Linked DNA regions of Homo sapiens: regions 1 and 3 are each linked to region 2. A link is a contact called in ENCODE Hi-C or POLR2A ChIA-PET data. All regions are on one chromosome and are shown on one strand. Each heading gives the region's core, a stretch centred on a gene start or an enhancer-like site at or near the end of the contact. The rest is flanking DNA. Distances are from core to core; before and after follow the strand shown.

Region 1 (3,895 bases), core at 408-2,907, 6.3 Mb after region 2:
ACTGTAAAAGTCCCTGCTAGTCTTGTTCAAGGCAACCTGCAGTATGGCAGGCACACCAGAGGTGTTCAAAAAATATCTGCTGAATGAATGAAGAGTAAACTTTGTGCTGAAGATACAAGGGCAAACACACCTTTCAACAATATCTGGATACTTTCATCGCACTTTTAACCCCCACCTCATTCCTCGCCTTCCTGGCCCCTAAAAGTGGGACAGTATGTGAAGAGACGGGCGGAACTACTTTACCTGAAGAACAGAAGATCTCTGGAGCACCTTCTCCTGCGCTGATGGGTACAAAACTAGTTTCTCCAGCAGTTCTTTGTGAAGTGGGTCGGACTCGAGGGCTTCGTAGAATGAAATGTCATGCTGGCTAAGAAGGCTGAACTTAGACTTTCGGTAGAAAGTGGCCAGGCCTTCGTGCTGCTTGATTCGAAACACCCCCTCGAGCCCGAAGGCCTCTAGGGCGGGTACCAAGCTGTCAGAAAACACTGCGCGGTCAACCTCCTGCAAACAGATGACATCGGCGTTGTAGCCGGTGAGTTCCTTCTGGATAAGGTTCTGGCGGTAGTCGAGCTCCAGGGCGTAGGGGGCACAGTATGGGTACAGAACCGTTCGCGAGAACTCAGTCTGCGCGTACGTGTCTGCCAGGATGTTGTAAGAGACAGTGCGGATGAGAGCGTCCTCAGTCACCTTCTTCGTGTAGAGATGCCGGTGGTCAAAAGTGCAGGTGCCAGGCCCAGCCTCTACCACACACACACTTTCCAACTCCCGGCTGTGCCCAAAGCGCTGCCCATCGCCTGGGGTGCAGTGAAGCTTGAGCCTTAGCCCGATGTCGGCATTGGACGGGGTGTAGACACGCTCCTCCACATCAGTCTCAGTCCAAGAAGAAGAAGGTGAGGAGGGAGACAATGACGAGGGGACACCGACCTCGGGCTCCGCCGCTCCGGGCTTGGCTTCCTTATACCAGCGGAAAAGGGAGCTGGCGGGATCCCCAAATTCGAGGCTGAGTTTGGGGCACACAGGGAACCCGGCCATGATGTAGCGCGGCAACTGCAGTTCGGTGAAGGCGGGCGGGTTGCGCTCCACCTTGTACTTAACATCGCCGATCTGCAGCACCGCGCCGTCTTGCCAGGCATCCACGTTGAGCACGTCCTCAGCCACTGCCTCTTCCCGGTAGTACAGCTTCACCACGGGCTCGCAGAACACAGCCGGCTCAGGCCCCGGCCCTGAACAGGCCGCACCGCCGCTAGCATTCGGCCGGCTCTTCCTGCTCTTCTTGGCGGCGGCCGCCTTAGCGTGACCCTTTAGGGCATTGGTAGCGATGCGGCTGAGGACTCGACCCAGCGGCTCGCTCTGGTCGCGCTGCATGTTCTTGTGGCTACCATCAGCCAAAGCGAATGACAGGCTCAGCTTGGGTTCCGAAGGTACGCAGCGCACTACAGCGCGCTCCATCGCTCCCGCCGCTGTCTGGCTCCCCGCTTCAGCCCGGCTCAGCTTCTCCACCGCCGTCCGGATCACCCGAAGCGCGGCGCGGGCGCCTGGGAGCCTCCACATGAACCTGGTGGCCTAGCGGTCGACAAGACCCGCGGCCGATCAGCGGCCTACTGTCAGGTGGAGCTGAGGAGCCGAGGCCGCCGGCTTTGACTCATTCAGATCTCGCGACTTCCGGCTAGCGAAGAGAGGGAATGAAGTGCTTCCGACTCGCACTTTCGCCTAGCGCGTGGGCACGCATGTCTGTAATACTCTGAAGATTAATTTTTACCTACACGATAGGTCAGAATTATAGGGAAGTGAAGAAAATATAAAGGTGTCAGAGGAAAATACTAGATTCCACGGTTTTGTCGAAAGTGCATGCTGGTGACGGGAGGGCATGCCCTCCAAGCCGGAAGTGGATAGGGTGGTGTCACGTGTTCCGCTTCGTTGGAGGAGGTGGACACCTGTCTTGGAATCTTGGCTGACCAGCTCTCCTCCCTGCGCCCGGGACTGGACTGCGCTAGGACGTGGAGGCCTCCACCCGGATTGCGAGCTTTACTCGCAGTGTGGAAGGTGTTGCCCATTTCATCTCCACAGCTTTGCCGACCCTGATCGCTCGTTTCGGTGGCCTGGTGGGTTCACCCCAGGCTGAGCCAGCGCCTACGCACCTCTGAGCAGAGCCTTTGTGGTAGTTAACAACGAACGATATACAATAACTCCGTTTAGTGAGCGCAGACTATGCGAGAAACGCTACACACACTATCTTATTTAAGCCTCATAGTTCTTATGAGGTAGGTCTCTTTATCCATCGCTTTACAGATGCAGAGTCCCGAGATATTACCTGCTCAGGGTCACACAACTATTAATTGGCAGAAAGAAATAGTACTGACAAACTGCGGAAGGCTGTTTGTTATTTTTTATTAGAGACAGGTTGTCACTTTGACGCCCAAGCTGGAGTGCAGTGGCCTGATCATAGCTCACTGCCCCCTCGAACTCCAGGGCTCGTGCGATCCTCCCGCCTAACCCTCTCAAGTACAAACAGGCAAGAGCCACCCAGTGTTTATTTTTAGTTAGTAAATAGGAAGACTCTATTTAGTTACTACATTTAACAAATAAAATTACAGGATCTCAGTTAAATTCAATTTCAGATAAGGAATAATAATGGGGCATATATTAAGAAATAGTTGTTTATCTGTTTATTTTATTTTTTTATTTTTTAGGTAGGGCCTTGCTCTTTCACCCAAGCTGGAGTGCAGCTGTGCGATCTTGGCTTACTGCAACTTCGGCTTCCAGAGTTCAAGCGATTCTCGTGCCTCAGCCTCCCAAGTAGCTGGGACTACAGGCACACACCACCACGCCCAGCTAATTTTTGTATTTTAGTAGAGAAGGGCTTCACCATGTTTCCTGGGCTGGTCGCGAACTCCTGGCCTCAAGCAAGCCCCCCGCCTTACCCTCCCAAAATTCTGGGATAACAAGTGAAAACCACCTCCCCTGGCCTAAGGAATCGTGCACTTTATTGCTATTTCTTTTAAAGGTCTTAAAGACGCCGGGCCCAGTGGCTCACGTCTGTAATCCCAGCACTTTGGGAGGCTGAGGCGGGTGGATCGCCTAAGGTCAGGAGTTCGAGACCAGCCTGGCCAACATAGTGAAACCCCGTCTCTACTAAAAATACAAAAAATTAGCTGGGCATGGTGGCGCACACCTGTAATCCCAGCTACTAGGGAGGCTGAGGCAGGAGAATCGCTTGAACCTGGGAGATGGAGGTCATAGTGAGTTGAGATCATGCCATTGCACTCCAGCCTGGGCAACAAGAGTGAAACTCCGTCTCAAAACAAAACAAAAAAAGGTCTTGAAGAACGAATGAATTGCTTTACCTGTAGACCAGAAAGAGGTCCAGTGTGATGAGTAAGGTGAGACCAGGGGAGAGTAGCAGATAAGAAAGATATGCATCCACCAAATTGTGTAGTGCATTCTAAGCCATAGTATGAAGTTCTGGATTTCTTCTAAGAGGGCCATTAGAGTTGTTTTGCTTGCAATTATGGAAAAGCTTTAATTTTCATTTTCTTGAAAGGGGAAAAGCTAAAAACATTTGGTTTTAATTGCAAGAAAAAAGGTGTTTGATACTGTAATTGTCATTGGCCTCCATGTAATTATTTTTTTATTTTTTTATTTTTGAGATGGAGCCTCACTCTGTCACCCAGGCTGGAGTGCAGTGGTGTGATCTCGGCTCACTGCAGCCTCCACCTCCCGGGTTCAAGCGATTCTCATGCCTCAGCCTCCCAAGTAGCTGAGATTACAGGTGTGCACTGCCATGTCTGGCTAATTTTTGTATTTTTAGTAGAGATGGAATTTCACTGTCTCTACTAAATATGTTAAAACGCCGTCTCTACTAAAAATACAAAAATTAGACGGGGTTTCATTATCT
Region 2 (3,441 bases), core at 787-3,286:
TCACTGCAAGCTCCGCCTCCCGGGTTCACGCCATTCTCCTGCCTCAGCCTCCCAAGTAGCTGGGACTACAGGCGCCCGCCACTACGCCCGGCTAATTTTTTGTATTTTTTTTTAGTAGAGACGGGGTTTCACCGTTTTAGCCGGGATGGTCTCGATCTCTTGACCTCGTGATCCTCCCGCCTCGGCCTCCCAAAGTGCTGGGATTACAGGCGTGAGCCACCGCGCCCGGCCGACAATTACTTTCTAAACAATAACTATCCCCACCAAAATGCAACTTGGTATTGTGAACCCCAATCAATTGACAATTTCAGTTTACAATCTGTAGTACTTAAGATTTAAAACAATTCTTCTCTTAGAGTGCCCTGTCTCCTAAAACCAAGGAAATGAACAGGGTCTGATGATGCCCACCTACAGCCAGCGTTTAGGTCAGTATTTTTTCAAAGTCGGAAACTTCATACCTTAGGGGAGAGCAAGTCACATCTCAGAATCTTCATGTAAAGTAATTTTTGTCTTTGTGACAAAAGTCAAGTTCTTGAGCACTAATTCTTGAGAGCACTGTAATGGTATTATTGAAGTCACTGGTCTCACATAATATGACTAAAATTGTACATATTTCTTGCTAGAGGTTAAACACACTTCACTTTAATACATTTGCATCTGCAACTTCTCCTCTTTGAAAGAACTGGGGGAAAACAGGGAGAATGTACCTAAATTTAGTAAGGAAAGTGAAACAACCAAGTTTATCCTACACAACTTCTTCATCCCGGATATGAAGATGCAAGATCTACTTGGGGGACAGGAAAATTGGAAAACAACGGTATGGCTGAATAAAATAACAAACCTGGGTTCAAAATGAGACACGATCCTGGTGCTAATCGTATCTATCCCACTGGAGGTCAAATCAGCTGCACTGGTGCCTGTTTCCTCATCCACCTCTCACCACCTAAACGTGCCATTTACGAGAAAGCTATCGAAGTTGAATCAAAGTGACTTTTGGAAAGAGATGCCAATATAATTTGCAGTGTGCTCCAAACAACTACACACAAGGCAACGTTTCTCATTGAGCACCCCCGCCCCCACTTTCAACTTCCCCTTAAGATAGGGACAGTCACATAGACATTTTTTGAAAATCAAAGAGAAAAATAAAAGCACCCCATCACGATCACCGACGAAATCCCGACTCTGTGGTGGAATTGGGTGCCGGGTGAGGACGATGGCAACACGCTCCTGGTCGCTTCGCGAACTCCTCCGGGAGGTCGCCAAGTTTCTCTTTCACCCTTTTTCCCGCACCCGCCGAGCCCAGGAAGGAAGGGGGCGGCCGCAGGGGCCGGAACCGCGCGACCTGGAACCCGGGGCCTTTTTTGATTGCCGGCCGCGCCCCGCGCAAGTGCCGGCGTTCGAGACCCGCCCCAGCGCGCGTGGGCGCCAACTTCGCGGGGACCCCCAGCGACGCGCCCCCCTCGGTACCCCTAGTCCCGCCTCTCCTGGGCTCAGCCGGATCCGGGCGTCCCCGTCACCCTCCCCACCCCCCAGGGAAACGAGCCCACCCCTAGCAGCGTCACCCTGGATGGGGCGGCGGGGCCGCAGTCACCTTCCCGGGGAAGAAGCCGGGACCCCGACTGCGGGCGGCCCGCAGCTCCCGCCGCACCCCCGCAGCCCTGGCGGCGTCCGGGCGAGCTCACCTGGCGGCTGGCTGCGGCCTCCGGGGCGGCCTCTGGGCGTGGGCCGGGCGGGGGCTGCAAGGGGGGCGGCGGGAGCCCGGGCTGCAGCCGGGGCCGCCGCCGGCCGCCAAGCCTCGCCCCAACTCGCGCCGGCCGCGGCCGCCCCCGGGGAGTACCGGGAGCGCGGGGAGCGCGGGTCCCGCGGCGGCGGCGGCGGCGGCGGCGGCGCGGCGCGGCGCGGCTCAGGCGTCGGAGCAGGCGGCCGCGGGCGCCGCCGCCTCCTCCTCCATGGCTGTTTACCCGGCTGCATTGTGGGAGTTTGACCTCCGCCGCCGCCAACCGCCGCCTCAGCTTGCGCCGCCGCCGCCGCCGCCGCCGCCGCGCACGCCATGGGAGCCGTGACTGACGGTGAGGCCCCGCTCGCCGCCACACGCGCCCGCTGCACGGCCCGCTGGGCCTCCCCTGAGACCCCTGGCCTCCCGGCCCGCTTCCGGGAACCCCTCGGCCTCCCCGGCCTCTTCGCCAGAGCGCTTCGGCCTTCCCGACCTCTCCCCGGAGCCCCGGGCCTCCCCGGCTGCTTCCCTGAGTCCTTCCTCCTCTCGCCAGAGCCCGAGCGCCCCTCGGAGACCCTCGGCTTTCCCCGTCCGCTCTCCCGGAGGCAGCGCGGGGCTATAGGGTGTGCCGGGAGCGTGGTCGGTGGGCTGGGAACACACGTGGGTGGCCGAGACGGCTAGAAGCGGTGCAAGGGCGGGTGGGACCAGAGGGAGTCCGGGTTTGTCTAGGGGCGCGGTGAGGACCCAGGAGCCGCGAAGGGTGGACAGTGGTGCCGGGCTTAGGGCTGGGGGCCTGGAAGGTTTGTGGAGGTCTGGGAGGGAGTGGGAGCTCCAGGGACGGGGCGGGAATTTCGGGACTCGTCTACAAGGGGTGTCAGGATACAGAGCGTGACACCAGGAGGGGTCCTGGGGCATATTGGGAAGCACTCACAGACAGTGGAGTCGATGGCAATGAGGCCTTGAACTGCGAGTGGATTGTGGGTGAGAAGGAGGAGCAGGGAATTATTTATAAAAGGAATAGATAGGGATGAGGTATCCGGAGGGTGATCAGGAAGTGTACCTGGGAGATTTACGGGGGTAAGGAGGAGCCAGTATAGTGATGAGACCGTCTAGGGTAGATCAGGACGATAAAAGATGTATGTGTGTGTGTTAGGAAGGGTGGTTGTCAGCTGGGATGAATTTAGAGGGGCAAAGGCTGGGTTTGTGGACAGTCTAAGGGAGATGGTCTATGGACTGAGAGCGGAAATAAGGTGACACTTTGGGGGAAGGGGCATGATTGGCAACTGGAGGGAGAACCTACAAGGTATCTGGTTAGGGAGGAAGGAGGTCCTTTGATATCTGGGAAGGGGATATCTAGGGCTCTTGGGTGTTTTTCAGGAGATGGTGACCGGTAACTGTAAATGCCTGTGGAGAGGCCACTTCTTAAGAGTTGAAGACCACCAGGGTCTCCACATTAAAGGGCCTGGCCATGGGAAGAACAGTGATAGGCCCAAATTTCCAGACTGATAAAGAGTAGTGGAGGTGGGAGGCTACTAAAGACCCAGGAACTTCATGTGGAATTTCAGCTTTGCTTCATTCCAGTTTCATTTATTTAGTGGATATTTATCCTTCCTGGACTAGGCTTTGGGATTACAACCCAGAACTAACAAGCAAGAACTTTTCCCTCTCCAAAATTTTGGTCTGAAGGGAAAGAAACATTGACTAATGAGTTTTAAGAGTGACAAATA
Region 3 (3,789 bases), core at 1,047-3,546, 5.4 Mb after region 2:
ATTGAGTTTTGCTCTTCTTGAAATGTGGGAGTTTGAAAGCGAAATACTTTTTATAGTAACTAGTTCAGCGACATCTAAAGGAGTCTTTGGGGTTAACATTCACATACAGGCCAGCATAAGTAGCCAGGCATACAAGGATAATGTGATTATGGTTAGATTATCCTTAACCATACCACTGCAGAAATGGATTTTTCTCTACAAGTAATCATTTTCTCTTTCTCCTTTCTCAACCATGTGGTCTAGAAGAGAGAAGCTATAGGTTTAAAAGTGACCTAATATTAAAAAGCTGTCACAAATAGTCACAAAATCATAACATTCCTCTTAACCCTCAGTTTCCGCAAGATAAAACGGGATAATACCACCTTCCCAAAACGGGGTAATTACACCATTTAGGCACAACACAAAGGCAAAAATTGGCCTATAAGAGTAACACATCAGGACAAGGAAAGAGAACAGGTTCCCAGGGAGGTCCTGTAGTTGAATTCTGCTCCGTTACTGATTATGAGACCCTGAGAAAATCACTCTTTATGCCCAGCTTCTTCTTTGGGGAAATGGAGAAAATAAGGGAGATCATGAATATAAAACCATCTGTAAACTAGCAAGTATTAGACAAATGTGAAAACATTAGTGGCAGCAGCATAAACAAAATTTCTAGGTTAACATGAGAAACTTGAGTGTGAACACAAGTAATTTAGAGCATTGGCCTGGAGACGGCAAATATGGAGGAGGCAGCCTCTTAATTTGCTTCAAATCTCCCCAGGTCCTCCTTTTCCCAGAGCTCCAGAAGGGAGAACTATATACAGGTAAAGGGGAGTGTCTAGTTTTCCCAGAGTTCACCAAACACCTGAGCTCCTGATCTCAGAAGGAACTTCTTTAAAGCATGACTCGGGATTATCTCCAAGTTAAAGCTGAATCCAAATACATACAGGTACTCCATTTTAAATGGACCCCAAATATCAAAATCCAAGCGCACTGAAGGATTCATAGGGTTCACCCTAAGATTCCTTTAAGTAGTAATGCTTTGGTTAAAATATGATTTATGAAAATTCAAATCACAAAACTTTGGAATGGCATCCATGGCTATCCTGACCACTCCATCGTTCATATCTAAGGCATAGCACAAAATCAAGTATCAGTATGGACTGATGGTTTCGGCCAAAGAGAAAATACTCTCAACCTACCAACCCTGCTGACAAACACATTTTCCTTTTCCTAGCTACATATTCGTTCATTTGAAAACATCTCAATCTTGGGCTCAGGACTGTGCTACATGCTGTCCCCAAGCTTCTCTCCTATCCCAGGATGATTCAAGTAATAGGGCATTTGTGACAGCGAAAAAAAGAACATGCCAGGGGGATATAGAAGAGATACTTAGGCTACCCCAAATATTCTTAGCCGAGCCGGGTCATCCCAGGTCACTTTGCCACCCAAACCTCTTCTATCACAAAGTCCTAAAATTGGATCCATCAACTTGTTCTAGAACTGGTATACTTGAACAGAAACATGGTAACTTCGGCAGAATATCCAAACAGGATCTCTGTCACGTTTCATTTCCCCGTCCCACCCCCAGACACAGCCTCCACCACTGTCAGCCCAGCAGGTGCTGCCAGGGCTCCCCATTACCATGGCCATTTATCACCTCTGACATCAAGCATTAAAAACGCCACCACACACACACAAATCTAGGCATAAAGAACTCAGCTGCGATCTGAGAGTCTCTTCAGGGCAGAAAATCCCAAAGGCAGGGTTTTGAGTCCTGCCTCAAGCTTTAAACTAGGGCAATTGGTGGCTAATAAGCGCCATCTCCCAAAAACAATCATTTTCGAGCACACCCCAAATATCTCCGTCCGGGCCGCCCTTCGCTGCTGCCCCGCCAGCGAAGCCCCCGCAACCCGACCCGGCCAGGGGTAGGGCGGGCGATGCTCCGGGCCCGGACGAGGGGCGCGCCGCGGGGCTCCGAACCCGGGCCCGCAGAAACCGCGCATCCCCGCCGGGCGGGCCCCGGAACCCCCGCCCAGGCCCCGCCGCGGGCACCTCCGCTGCTGGCTCGTGCCAGCCCGGGACGCGCGGTCCCCTCAACGCGGCCCCGCCGCCGCCCCGTTCCAGGAGCCCCCGCCCAGATCCTCCTCAGCCCCGCTCCCCTGGCCGCTCGGCGCAGACGTCTCCTGAAACCCGGCCCTCCCAAACCCCGGCCCCGCAAGCCCCGCGCCAGCCCCACTCACTGCGCGGCGGCGGCGGCTGCTGCGGCCGGGCCGGGAGATGCCCGCGGCCGGAGAGCGCGAGCGCGGGGACAAGCGAGCCCGCGCCCGGCGACGGCGGCGGCGGCGGCGGCAGAGGGGACGACTGAGCCCGCGCCCGGAGTTGCGGCTCCAGCTGCCCGGCGCGGGCGGCGCCTTCCCAGCAGAGCCGCGGCGCCACGAGCGCGGGCGCCCCCTAACGGCAGCGCGGGCTGGAAGCCAGAGAGCGGGCGGCCTGAGGAACTCAGCCAGCGCAGTCGGAGCCGCGCGGTCAAGACCACACGACCGCAGCCCCGAAGCCCCGCCCCGAAGCCCCAGTCCCGCCCCTTAGGCTCCGCTCCGAAGCCCCGAAACCCCGCCCCTACGTCCCGCCTCCGCCCGCAGCCTGGGGTCCGCCCAACCCCAGGCCCACTGCGTCCTCAGGGGTGGTGCCTCCACAGCTGTTTCTCCTTAGTCATTTCACGAACTTGTATGGGCCCCCCACTATATCTCAGGCCTGGGGGTTTAGGAGATACAGCGGCCACCAAGACGGAGGCGGGTCCTAATCAAAGGAGAAGACAGACAAGACTCAAGGAAACAGCTAATAGACAAAATAATGACAAGTTATGGCCGTAAGTGTTGGGAGGGACATGATTAGAGGACTTAGATGGAGAAGAAGGGAAGGGAGCCCCTGCTCCAAACGCAGTGGCCGAGGAAGACCTGGACCCCGACCTGCGGCCAGAGCTCCTCCTGCCTGCCCTGCATTGGGGAGACAACCCTGCGATGAGGCCTGTGAAGAAGCCCCCGGGGCCACCGGGGCAAGACGGTCTGGTCCGGCCTGACGGGCAAGACAGCAAAGGGCTGCTGGGCCCAGAAGCTCAGCAACACGGGCAGCCAGGTGGAGAGAAGGGCAGAGCTACCTTCAGCAGACAAAACGACCCATGCAAAGGCTCTGGGGCCTGGAGGAGCTCGACCCTAGATGAGACTGGCGCTGGTATTGTCCCCACTTCACCAGGAAGGAAGCCAAGGCTGCAGAGGATGGGCAGCACCTAACGCCTCAGGGCTAATTGGTCTCCATCCGTCCACTCGTTCCAAGTCCATTCACTTCCTGCTAGCCAGGCCACTGTCCCCTTCCGGTGGGACCAGTTACCTGATGCTGGGTTTAACCTTCTCCACCAGAATAACCACTGGCCTTAGAAACTCACTTGGGTTTCACGTCTGCATGTGTGTGAGCTAGCTCTGGGGTTGAAATTGTATCAGCATGATCATCACAGTTATATCTGATACTTGATTTGTCTCCAAAAGCTCAAATTGATAGGTTAAATAAATGACATATGCTTCATCAACATAACTGAGTGCTACATTATCAAATTCACAAAGACTAGGTGAGAATACAGGGAAATGTGTGTGAAAATGATCAATACACAAACTAGTACACATGATATCCTGATTTTATTTTTAAAAACATAAATATATACAGACAAAAATTTTGAAGGAAATACATCAAACCATTGACCATCGTGTTCAAGATAACAGTATGGGAATGTTAATGGCATTACTTCATAACGTTCTT

What was found. Hi-C counts contacts between places; a loop is a spot of excess contacts on that map. ChIA-PET counts read pairs that join two places held with the same protein, here RNA polymerase II (POLR2A). Pooled maps may share reads with other maps.
Region 1: a loop to region 2 is called in a pooled map, with 4 times the contacts of the local background. The contact joins the promoter of PDE12 here to the promoter of THOC7 in region 2. A Hi-C loop is called at or near these places in 4 of 50 pooled maps.
Region 3: a loop to region 2 is called in a map of CD8-positive, alpha-beta T cell, with 15 times the contacts of the local background. The contact joins the promoter of KCTD6 here to the promoter of THOC7 in region 2. A Hi-C loop is called at or near these places in 1 of 168 maps with a recorded cell type or tissue (CD8-positive, alpha-beta T cell) and 5 of 50 pooled maps. POLR2A ChIA-PET finds 5 or more read pairs at or near these places in 1 of 52 experiments (HepG2).

Annotation. Positions count from the first base shown.
Region 1 is chr3:57,554,036-57,557,930 of GRCh38, reverse strand. It overlaps PDE12 (phosphodiesterase 12), which reads right to left and starts at 1,657. Exons shown (of 3, transcript NM_177966.7): 1 at 244-1,657. The coding sequence starts at 1,551. It also overlaps a transcript of DNAH12 not described here. RefSeq lists enhancers at 724-893, 1,384-2,163.
Region 2 is chr3:63,862,400-63,865,840 of GRCh38, reverse strand. THOC7 (THO complex subunit 7) reads left to right here and starts at 2,036. Exons shown (of 8, transcript NM_025075.4): 1 at 2,036-2,069. The coding sequence starts at 2,051. ATXN7 (ataxin 7) reads right to left here and starts at 1,974. Exons shown (of 13, transcript NM_001377405.1): 1 at 1,683-1,974. RefSeq lists silencers at 1,298-1,517, 1,528-1,767, 2,098-2,317.
Region 3 is chr3:58,490,603-58,494,391 of GRCh38, reverse strand. KCTD6 (potassium channel tetramerization domain containing 6) reads right to left here and starts at 2,296. Exons shown (of 3, transcript NM_001128214.2): 1 at 2,223-2,296. RefSeq lists a silencer at 1,996-2,645.